4 separate regions of the Homo sapiens genome follow, and regions 2, 3 and 4 are each linked to region 1. The links are chromatin contacts, found by Hi-C or POLR2A ChIA-PET in ENCODE. All regions are on one chromosome and are shown on one strand. Each heading gives the region's core, a stretch centred on a gene start or an enhancer-like site at or near the end of the contact. The rest is flanking DNA. Distances are from core to core; before and after follow the strand shown. Region 1 holds the start of GRK3 (G protein-coupled receptor kinase 3). Region 2 holds the start of HPS4 (HPS4 biogenesis of lysosomal organelles complex 3 subunit 2). Region 3 holds the start of ASPHD2 (aspartate beta-hydroxylase domain containing 2). Region 4 overlaps SEZ6L (seizure related 6 homolog like).

The links. A loop is a pair of places that touch in the nucleus more often than their neighbours do. ChIA-PET counts read pairs that join two places held with the same protein, here RNA polymerase II (POLR2A). Pooled maps may share reads with other maps.
Region 2: a loop to region 1 is called in a pooled map, with 4 times the contacts of the local background. The contact joins the promoter of HPS4 here to the promoter of GRK3 in region 1. A Hi-C loop is called at or near these places in 6 of 50 pooled maps.
Region 3: a map with no recorded cell type shows a loop between it and region 1 (11-fold over the local background). The contact joins the promoter of ASPHD2 here to the promoter of GRK3 in region 1. A Hi-C loop is called at or near these places in 5 of 37 single-sample maps with no recorded cell type and 6 of 50 pooled maps.
Region 4: a pooled map shows a loop between it and region 1 (10-fold over the local background). The contact joins the enhancer-like site here to the promoter of GRK3 in region 1. A Hi-C loop is called at or near these places in 4 of 50 pooled maps. POLR2A ChIA-PET finds 5 or more read pairs at or near these places in 2 of 52 experiments (GM12878 and activated B cell).

What each region holds. Positions count from the first base shown.
Region 1 is chr22:25,563,330-25,565,996 of GRCh38, forward strand. It overlaps GRK3 (G protein-coupled receptor kinase 3), which reads left to right and starts at 1,346. Exons shown (of 21, transcript NM_005160.4): 1 at 1,346-1,824. The coding sequence starts at 1,712. GRK3-AS1 (GRK3 antisense RNA 1) reads right to left here and starts at 2,087. Exons shown (of 4, transcript NR_183564.1): 1 at 1,751-2,087; 2 at 761-1,030; 3 at 1-152. RefSeq lists silencers at 1,272-1,371, 1,682-1,931 and an enhancer at 2,043-2,558.
Region 2 is chr22:26,482,424-26,485,090 of GRCh38, forward strand. HPS4 (HPS4 biogenesis of lysosomal organelles complex 3 subunit 2) reads right to left here and starts at 1,360. Exons shown (of 14, transcript NM_022081.6): 1 at 1,251-1,360. SRRD (SRR1 domain containing) reads left to right here and starts at 1,454. Exons shown (of 7, transcript NM_001013694.3): 1 at 1,454-1,676. The coding sequence starts at 1,468. RefSeq lists an enhancer at 1,408-1,527 and a silencer at 1,548-1,637.
Region 3 is chr22:26,427,930-26,430,596 of GRCh38, forward strand. ASPHD2 (aspartate beta-hydroxylase domain containing 2) reads left to right here and starts at 1,331. Exons shown (of 4, transcript NM_020437.5): 1 at 1,331-1,557. RefSeq lists silencers at 1,172-1,301, 1,422-1,481.
Region 4 is chr22:26,293,373-26,296,039 of GRCh38, forward strand. It overlaps SEZ6L (seizure related 6 homolog like), which reads left to right. Exons shown (of 17, transcript NM_021115.5): 3 at 920-1,053. Among named protein-coding and RNA genes, the nearest start is that of SEZ6L-AS1, 48 kb to the left of the region's middle. Within about 2 kb of position 1,324, at least 3 of the 41 ENCODE cell types and tissues checked have a DNase peak (open chromatin) inside an H3K27ac peak, as active enhancers do.

The DNA of each region.
Region 1 (2,667 bases), core at 96-2,595:
CGAAGCTCCTTCAACTGCCATTCCTACTTCTGACACTCCTCTTGTCCTTTTCAGGACAACTTTATGCCTATTGTGCCTTGGGTCTTGAGAAGCATGTGGTAAAACTGGCCAGTGGTGATGGCAGGCATAGCAGGGAATCAGATTGAGGGGGGCTGTGGCGTGGGAGAGAAAACAAAAGAGGGAAACAGGCTATTTGATGACAGAATCAGGCTGCTTCTGCAATGACATTACATGAAATATCTGAAATTTGACCTTAACTGTATCTGGTGGGTCCCGTTAACCCTGTAAGTTATGGACAGAACGTTCACTCAAATTCTAGCAACGTCTAGGCTCATGGAAATACGTGACCAATTCAGGTGAATGAAAGGGATTTTAAAACATTAATTTCCAGCTTAGGTCTTCCTAAGACTGCCTGCGTGTCCCTTACCACCACTCCAGCCTGAGTGTCACATGGATCCTGAATGCGGACTTGTGTGCACACTGTAGAAAAATAAGCAACTGAAAACCCCAGGCATCGGGGTGGAGTGATGATGAAAGACACCGAGACCGAAGATCAGGAAGCTGGAAATTCCCCCCAGCTTCGGTGTTTGGGCTGTATCTCGCTTTTCCACTTCCCTAAATCACCCTCGTGGTGCGAGTGTGCTCGCAGCAGATGCTCCCTAATTGTCTCTTGTATTGACCGTAAAACCCTAACGACAGGAATACTCTCTCTCCTTCTATTTCTCAACACCATTTCAACACCCAAACTAAAACCTCTCACCTGAGTGTAAGGGAGTGGTGACCTTCTTAAGCGGAGAGCTCTTCCATCAGAGGGCTCCCTAAGGGCATCTCTGTTCCTAGCCGGGGAGCCGTCACCCCACTTTGTTCTGCTTAGCCTAAGACACGCAACTTTTTCCAGCTTTTACTCTTCGCTGAATTCTCACGGTGGGGTTGGGGGGATGTTCAGGCTCAGGAGCGAGGTTGGGGGCCCGGCCCGCTGGGCGCTGTTCACCGGTAGCCCGGACCAGAGCAGGAGTTTCATCATTACCTGCTGGGATAGGTGGGACACATGTATTTCCGGGGCCACCCCAGACCTCCCGGAGGATGCTGATTGACACTGTCCAGTTTGAGAACTACTGTGTCCAGGGAGCAGAGGCCTCCCCATAACCCCTTGGGTTGTGGACGTCTGGCCCAGGGCTTCTCTGGGTGAGCGGGGCGGGCATCAGAGCGCGTGGAACCTGGGGCGGGAGGTCGGGGCAGTGAAGGAGGAGGAGAAGGAGGAGGCGGAGACCGAGGGGGAGGGAGGGGAGGAGGAAGAGGAGGAGGAGTCCCTCGTGGCCACCCCGAGGGGAGGGCGACCGTAGAGACTTGGTCGGGAGGCGCCGGCCCAGCGAGGCCGCTGGGACTGTGCACTGAGGGGCGCTGACCGTTGGACGCGCGCTCCCCGCAGACCCTCGCTGAAGGAGCAGGGGGCGGCGCGCGTGCGCGGGGCGCCGGGCGGCGCGCGAGGGGGCGGAGCGGGGAGGCGTGCTGCGACCCCGGCCGGCTACAGCCTGCGGCGCGCGCAGAGCGCTAGTGGGGCGCGCGGCGCGCGCGCGGGGCGGGGGCGCGCGGAGGGGGGGGCTGCCCCGGGGCGGCCCCCCCAGGTCGGGGCGCGGCGGGCGGCGGCGGCGGGCGCGCGTCCCGTCCAGGTCCGGAGTAACCGCCGCCGCCGCCGCCAAAGCTCGCCAACATGGCGGACCTGGAGGCTGTGCTGGCCGATGTCAGTTACCTGATGGCCATGGAGAAGAGCAAGGCGACCCCGGCCGCCCGCGCCAGCAAGAGGATCGTCCTGCCGGAGCCCAGGTACCAGCTGCCCCGGCCGGCGCCGGCCCCAAGCCGCCGCCCCCTGCGGCCGCCAGCTACCCCCTGCTTCCTGGAGGGTCGGGCGCTGAGCCTCCGCTGCCCCGGGGCGGGTGACACAGCGGAGCGGGCGATGCGGGGCCGGCCTCGTCGTTCCAGTCTCTGAAATGGGGCATCGGAGGGCCGGTGGGGGGCACCCCGGGAGAGAGCGCTCCAAAGTGCCCGGCGCGGCGCCCTGCGCGCAGCGAGCGCCCCAGCCAGGGTCTGGTTATGACTTGGCTGGACCAGCTCCATCCCTGTCGCCCCCTCCCCCCAGCCCTGTCCTGTCCTGCCCTGTCCCATCCCCGTGGTTCTTCCTGTTGCATTGGTGTAGTCCCCGTTGGCTCCTTGCCTGTCACTGCTTTGCGCTCCATCCTGGTCGCTCCTTCTTCCCGGGCTCATTGGTCCCCCTTTCCAACTCCATCCTCTCACCTCCCTCTGGGCCGCTTACCTGGGGACTGCAGGCTTGTTGCTTATTGTCCGAGGTAGTTAAACTGCTGTTTTCAGTACTTGCTCTTCTTGAAGTCTATTAAGTCTAGTCACCTTCTTCGGCTTCTCTTCTATTTTGTCCCCGGGCAGGATTTTGACCCACTCAGTATTCTTTTTGGTGCCAAGTGTGTCACCTGAGCTGCTTTCCTCAACTTGTAGATCTACTGGTGGCACTTTATTAAAAAATTGAAACAGGAGTCACTTAAAAAGACACTTGAATGGGTGATTCCAGACAGGAATTTGTTGTTAAATTATCAAAGGAGGGCCCGATTGAATTGGCGAGGGGCTCGGTGAGGTGCATACCAAGTTGCAATTTTC
Region 2 (2,667 bases), core at 110-2,609, 920 kb after region 1:
GAAACACACCACAAGCTTCACGGAAGATAAAATCAAATGACAGGGTGAAAATGCTCTAGGTGTGGACAGCTATACAAATAAACCAGTTGCTGTGGTAATAATGGAACCCAAATTAAGGAACTGTCATCTTGACAGTCCAAAAGTAACCTGAACATGCAGAATTCCAGAGCAGGGCAAATTTCTAAAAAATGAAGAGAACTTTATCAAATGGCTTTCAAACTTCCACAAGAGAAAGACAGCTCAGTGTATCACGGAATTTCAGAGTCGGAAGGAACCCTGGCATCGTTTACTCTACTCTCCTGCACTCTTTTCCAAAAATTACCTTGGCTGTCTCTGCTTTACACCCTCCAGAGATGCGTGGTTCACTATGTTACATTTCTCCTTCCAACAAACTAAAATCTGCGTTCCAGATTTTACATCTGCCTCCCACTCGCTAGTCTGGATAACGCTCTGCAGGAAAACACAAAACAAGGTCTAATTCTTCCATGTGACAACCTCTTGGTCACTTCAAAACTATTGTCTAATTCTTACTGTCACTTTCTCCAAGCTTAATGCTTTAGCAACATGGTCTCAAATGTTTGCTCACCATTCTGCAATCTGTGGGTACACAATACAGTTTGTTAAAAGTCTCTAGAGACGACCCCCATTGAATATTTGACGGCCTGTAAAATCTCTATCTCTTCTCAGCTCTAGATATTTTGGATTGGGCCTCCACAGGACCACACTCATTGTATTCTATGGAGCATATTTGGGTGCCTGTGGAGGGGGTATCTCTGTTACTGGAACCAAGGACAGCAGCCTAAAACTCCCCATCCCTTGTTCCCAGAGGACTGGGCCCTACACTACCGAGGTCCTCTCTTATCTCTGAAAGGTCCAGAAGAGACCAATAATGGCCCTGGAGTAGGAAGAGACGTCGGAACATGAGCAGAAAAGGATCTGGTAGCCTGGGAAGTAATAGTAACAACGCGGGGCTGGGGCTGGTGATACTGCTGTGGGAAGGGGCCTCAGTGGGGCAGCAGGGCTGGAAAACGGACGCTAATGGCTGGAAAAGGGCCAGGAAGCTGCTGGGCGCAGCCCCCGGGGCGCAGGCAGCGACTGGTAACAGCACTAGGGCTGTGCGGTGTCTGGCCCCAGCTCTACGGGACTGGGAAATGGTGGGCGAACGCCTAAGGATTAGGCGGGGTCGGGTCACGCTCTAAGCTGGGGGCCCGCCCCTCGGTATCCCCGCGCTCCGAGCGCCGCCCACCCACCGGAGTAGCCAGGCATCCCAGTGCTCGGGGTTCGGGACTCTGGACCAGAAATGTGGGCAGCAGCTGGGTACCTGCGACTTCTGCCCCGTACCTGCGCGCGCGGCAGAGAGGCCTTAGGTCACGCGCCGCCCCGCCTACCTCCCCCTCCAGCTCCTGGCAAGCCGGCGCGCGGCGATGACGTGCCGAGTGCGCCGCACGCCGCTGACGTCAGAGACCAATGGCTGCGGCCGCAGCTGCGGCGCTGGAATCCTGGCAGGCGGCGGCTCCGCGGAAGAGGCGCTCCGCGGCTCGACGGCCGCGGCGGAGGGAGGCGGCGCCCCGGGGGAGAGAGGCGGCGCCCCGGGGGAGAGAGGCGGCGCCCCGGGGCCCCGAGGCGGAGTTCGAGTCTGACAGCGGAGTCGTGCTTCGTCGCATCTGGGAGGCTGAGTGAGTGCAGGCTCGGCCCTGATGGAATCTTTGCGCCCATGGGCAATTCTGAGCCACAGTCTCCCCATCTGTAGAGTGGAGATATAATGCACACCCTTTAAGGAGTTATTGTGAAGAGTTAACGTAGGTAACGAGCTCATTAAAGATGTGGATTATAGTAAGCGCTCAGTTAAAGGTCGTCTTTCCTTTTATTACGGTTACAGCTGCGTGACCTTGGACAATTTATAATCTCTGTGCCTCAGTTTTCTCATCTGTGAGATGGGGATGAAAATAGTACATACGTAGGTTTGTTTTGAGGATTCAATGAATTAGTAAACGGAAACCATTTTCTGGCACGTGGTAAGCACTGTGCCAGTGTTTGCTATTAATATTATGCCGATGTTGATATTATTGGTGGTGGTGACACGAGGGAAGCAACATGAACACGTGACTGCTATCATCAGGCAGCTGCTATGTGCCTGACATTAGCTTAATCATTCTACACACTTTATGTTAAACATTGCAGGCATACTAGGACCCTGGTAGCTCACTGATTCTCAAAGAGACAAAGAAAATGTGTGGAACCAGATTTCAAACCCAGGTCTTTGTGACAAAAACCAGTGCTTCCAGCTTTCCATTATGCTTGTTGCTTATCCCAGCCCAGATTCTCACATACCTTGCTCTGTACCTTAGAAAGTACATAGAGAGTGCCTAATACAGAGGAAACACTCAATAAATGTTACTTATTATTGTTATTTAGTATTATTATCTTTATTCGCAGTTTTGTTTAGGCTCAATAAATAACAGCTTTAGTTAGCACTTAAGATCAGCATCCGAAGGGCCGTCACAAGGGGAGAAATTAGATTAATTTTGTGTGCTCCTCTCCCCTAGAATTAGGGTCAAGAGGCAGTAATGTCCCAGAGTTTACCTCTGAAGAGAAAGTTGCTGACCATTTGGCTCAGCCTGAATAAAAAGCACCTGCGATTATTTTTAAGCTCTCAGAGGATGCCAG
Region 3 (2,667 bases), core at 81-2,580, 860 kb after region 1:
CCTGGGACAGGGAGTAGGTGGGTTCTGGAACAGGAAGGAGGTATGTTCTGGAACAGGGTGAAGGTGGCTTCTGGAATAGGGAGGAGGTGGGCTCTGGGACAGGGTGGAGGTGGGTCCTGGGACAGGGAGGAGGTGGGTCCTGGGACAGGGTGGAAGTGGGTCCTGGGACAGAAAGAAGGTAGGTTCTGGAAGAGGGAGGAGGTGGGCTCTGGAAGAGGGAGGAGGTGGGTTCTGGAAGAGGGAGGAGGTGGGTTCTGTAACAGGAAGGAGGTGAGTTCTGGCACAGGGTGGAGGTGGGTCCTGGGACAGGGAGGGAGGTGGGTTCTGGAACAGGAAGGAGGTACGTTCTGGAACAGGGTGAAGGTGGCTTCTGGAATAGGGATGAGAAATGGATTCTGGGACAGACATGAGGTGGCTTCTGGGCCATGTTAGAGATAAATTCTGGGACACAAGAGAGGTGGGTCTGGGACAGAGACAGATGGATTGTGGGCGGGCCATCCTACTCTATGCTCCCAGAACCCACCCATGCAGTTTCCCTGGCGCCCCTAACACATCCCGTAGCCACTGTTAGTCTCCCCCAGGTCTTAGCTCAAACGTCACCTCCTCCAAGCAGCCTCCTTGGGGCCTCCATTCGCAGCTCATCAGTCCCCTGGTCAGACAACCGTCCTGCCTGTACTTCCCCTCCTAAACCCTACCCGGGGGTGAGGGTCCCCTCCCGCTAGACGGTGGCTCACTGAGGGCAGGGCGGGCCTGAGCGCTCACCGCGCACGCTCAGCGCAGCTGGCAGGGACGGGGACCCAGGCTGGCCCATCATTACTGTACTGAGCGAATGAGTTTTCCATGAGACTAAGAATCTGGTTTGATTTGCGGTTCCATTCCAAGTGCCTGAGGGCCTCAGAAGTCCGTGTTGAGTCCATCAATAAAGGAAAGAAGGCGTTAGGGCGAGAGGAAGTGAGGTGGGGGGGAAGTGAAAGAGAATGAAAAGGAGGAAATGGAGACGAGGGCGACTCAGAGAGGAACAGAGAGACAGAGGGAGGGAGAACTGAGAAAGACACAGAGCGAAAAACGAAAGAGCGAAGGAAGCGACGCGAGCCTTTCTTAATGAATGACTGCACGCCCGTCGCCGCCTGCGCGCAACCTCGGGCTGGGCGGGCGCTGCGTCTCGGGGCGCACTGCCAGGACCCTCCGGAGCGGCGGCGGGCGCGGCCTCGGGTCGCCTCCCGCACTGCGAGCGCAGGTGCCGGGTGCAGGGGGGTCCCCGGCCCCGCCCCGCAGGCCCCGCCCCCCCGTACCCCCTCCCCCGGCGGCCCAGCGCGCGCGGCATTGTGGGAGTTGTGGTCTTCGCGGCCCCGCGGAGCGCAGCGCGGCGTCGGCACCGGCAGGGGCACCGGCGCGGCTTAGGCTCGGGCTCGGGCTCCGGCTCGGGCTCCCGCGGCGTGGGCTGGGCAGCAGCCAGGCGGCGGCTCCGCGGCGCCGGGCAGGGGCCGTCCGCGGGTCCGCGCCCTCGGGCGGCGGCGTCTCCTGGGTCCCGGCAGCCGTCCGCGCGCCCGGGCGCAGGTAAGCTTCGTCTCCGGGGGCTGCCGGGGCGGGAGGGCGGCGCGGCTGGGCCGACCCCAGGACAGGGGTTGGAGGCGGGAGCCCGGCAGCTGCAGGCCCACGGCCCTCCCTTACCGGCGCCGCCGCCGCCGCCGCCCCCGCCGAGGATGCTCCGGGACCCGGGCGCCCGCATCCCGGCCCGGCCGAGGCCAGTGCTCGTACGTGCTAAGCGCCGCCGCCTCGGAGCCGGGCATCACCCTCCCTAGACCTCCTCCTACTCCTCTTCCCTGCCCCATCGTGGTCCCTTCCTCCATCTCCCTTCTCCCCTGTGACCCCTCTTTCCTCACCTCCTGTCCCCTCCCCCAGCCCTCAGCATCACCCACTTCCCATATTTCACGTGGTGACCCTCCTCCCCTGTCCCACGAATTATGAGGCGCCATAAACCTCCTTCCACAATCTTGAGCTGATCGTCCACTTTTCCGGGCAACACTCACCTTTCCATCGTCCCATCCCCCTCCTCCCCTGACCTCCTGGTGGTCACCATCTGTGCTAACCCATCTTCAGCCCTCCCCTCTTTCCCACTCTCCAGGGCAGGTGGGTGCTGAGAAGCTGGCCAAGAGAGGGAAGGTCCCCAGGTCTGCACCGGGAAGGGCTGGCCCCACGGCATCTCTCTGGCTCCTGAGTGGAGAGGGTGACAGGCATCACACACCTTGCCCAGTGCTGCTCACTGGGGGGCTTCCAGGGTGACTTGGCCTCATCCTGAGGGTGAGCAGACACTCTTTGGCATTAGGCAGCCTCTGGGAATGGACATCTGAACTAGGCTGACCAGGTCAGGCCTGACACCGGCTCTCCCAGGTGTTCATGGTGTGAGAAGTTGTCTTGGATTGGACTTGCTCTCCAACTGGCCATGGATTTGGACTCAATTCCCCAGAGCCAACTGAGCTGGAAGATCTGGGGTTGCTTATTATTAAAGTGCAGAGCTGCAATGAGATGTCCCCATCCCTGATGAGGACAGAAATAACACAGATGACAATGAACAGATGTGCGAAGGAAGCTGGAAGCTACTGTGGTCACTGGGCAAGGAGCTGTCGGGGGAGAGAGTCTCTCCTCTCCCCACTGGGTAGATGGGGA
Region 4 (2,667 bases), core at 74-2,573, 730 kb after region 1:
CAGGCTGGAGTGCCATGGCACGATCATAGCTCACTGCAGCCTCAAACTCCTGTGCTCAAGTGATCCTCTTGCCTCAGCCTCTTGAGTAGCTGGGACTACAAGCATGCACTATGATGTCCAGCTAATTTTTTTGTTTTTTGTAGAAAGGGGGTCTTGCTTATTGTCCAGGCTGGGGAACTCCTGGGCTCAAGCAATCCTCCCACCTCAGCCTCCCAAAGCACTGGGATTACAGGCATGAGCCAGGACACTCAGCCAACATCCCCATTTTAAAGATGAGACAACTGAAACCCTGAGACCCCCAAGCAACCTGCCAAAGGTCACACAGCTAATGAGCAAGATTCAAAACCTTTTCATCTTGGAACGGAATTCTTCATTTAACCTGCTTCAAAGCCACTAGCCTTTTCAAAGCACATTTGCTTTTAGCATTACATGTATTTTCTAGACTTGATAAAATGCTCTTCTGTGTTCCAGTCTTCTCTACCATCTTTAAAATGGGAGAAGGACCCCCAATTGTCAAGCATACATGGATTTTGGACAAGTGCAATGTGGCCACCCTTCAAAGCACGTGAGCTCTGGGTCCAAATCCTGCTTGCTGTTTGAGCTCGGCCCCTCTCTGAGCTTTTGTTTACTTCCCTCTAAACTGGGGATGAAATATTATCAGTCCCTATGAGAATAAGTGGGGTCACCCCTGTTGACTAGCTAAAATGGTGCCTAGCAGGATATAGTAAGTGATCATTCTGTGTCAATTATTGCTATTTTTATTATCATGTCAATTCTGGAGCTGAGGAATTAACAGCAGAAGGACAGATGGGAACAGCAAAATGCAGGTTCCCCTAAAGCCCCCATTCCACCCCACAGCCCATGGTTGAGCTTACATCCAAGTTGTCTTTGGTGTCCTAATTAAAGTCCTTCCTTCCAGCTCTCTGCAGTGTGAGCTTCTCCAATCCTGAGGGGTACATTGACTCCAGCGACTACCCACTGCTGCCCCTCAACAACTTTCTGGAGTGCACATACAACGTGACAGTCTACACTGGCTATGGGGTGGAGCTCCAGGTAACCCCAGGAGAGTACCTCACAGAGGCTGCCTCGTCTAGCAGGAAGTCTCAGGAGGATTGTCTGAGTCAGGCTTACTGTTATGCTAACTAGTTTGGTTCTGTCTTTGCCCAACCAGGCCAACTTTAGCTGGGTTTTGGCGAATGAGTAGGAGTTCTTAACTCAATGCTTTGCTAAAATAGCTTGTGGGGATAGAGGGAACATGCTGACAAATTCTGAGGTATTTCCCAGAAGGAAAATCCCTTGATACTCTGCTTATCTCACACACACATACACACACGCATGCACGTGCATAAACACACACACACACACACACACACACACACACACACGGAAGCTCCACCTGATTCATTTGATTCTTTCTTGCTTGCTTGCTTCCTTATTTCTCTTTCTCTTTCTTTCTTGCTTGCTTGCTTGCTTCCTGCTTTCTTGCTTCTTTCTCTTTCTCTTTCTTTCTTTCTTTCTTGCTTGCTTGCTTGCTTCCTGCTTTCTTGCTTCTTTCTCTTTCTCTTTCTTTCTTTCTTTCTTTCTTTCTTGCTTGCTTGCTTGCTTTCCTTCATTTTCTGGTTATTAGGACATTTTATTCTTAAACTTTTGCCCATACAGTAAGAAAGGAAAAGCAGGGTGGCATAATGCTCAAACATCTGGGTTTTAAGTCCTACCTCTTCCAGTTAAAACTGCGTGACTTTGAACAAGGAACTTCACCTCTCTGAGCCTCAGTTTCCCGATCAATAAAATAGGAATAATGTTACTGCTTTGTAAAGTTTGGGGGAGCAGTAAATATGACAATGCAGAGATCATTTGGCCACAGCCCAGCAGAGAGAGAGGGAGGAGAGAGAGAGAAATCATTTGGTCAGAGCCCAGCAGAAATCGCGACCATGCAGTGCATGTTATCCATTATCTTCAGTATGCTAATCACCCTGAATGTGTTCCTTTTTCTCATGGGAAATAAAGAGCCATCAAAAGTTTCTGAGCTGGGGCAGGTGTATGACCTTACCTTAGGAAGGTTTTTTGTTTTTGTTTTTGTTTTACTTGTATAAGAGAGACAAAAGGTAAGCCCCTCAGCAGTAGAACCTGTAGTCTTTGCAGTCCCCAGAGCTTTGCACAAGTGTGTGGCACATTGTAGGTCCTTAATAATTGTTCATGGAATTAAAATAAACTGGAGAAAACCTGCAGTCCAGATTATTATAGTGCTTAAGAACCCTTTCCTCCATGTCATGAAGAGTATTGGACCCAGTATGTGTCCAGTACTGTGTGGAGCCTTTTACCAGGCACAGTAGAGTTCATTCATTGAGCAATTAGAATGCACCAGGCAAAGCTGTTGACACAGGAGAATATGTTGATGTAAAAAACTGATGCAATGCCTGCCCTAAAAGAGAAATACGTAGGATGCCATTTAGTAGGGACTCTAATTGGTGTTTTAGAGGTTGTTGTAGAATCGCAGCAAAGGAACAGGCAAACTCCTTGGCAATCAGGGAAGGTCTCATAGAGGAGGGCAATTTTAATGGGGCTTTGGTGAATGAGTAGGAGTTCATCAAAGAGAAAAGAGGATAAGATATAGGGCCTGAAGGAAGAAGAGCTTGTGGGTAAGGCCTGCCCTGTTTAGAGGAGAGG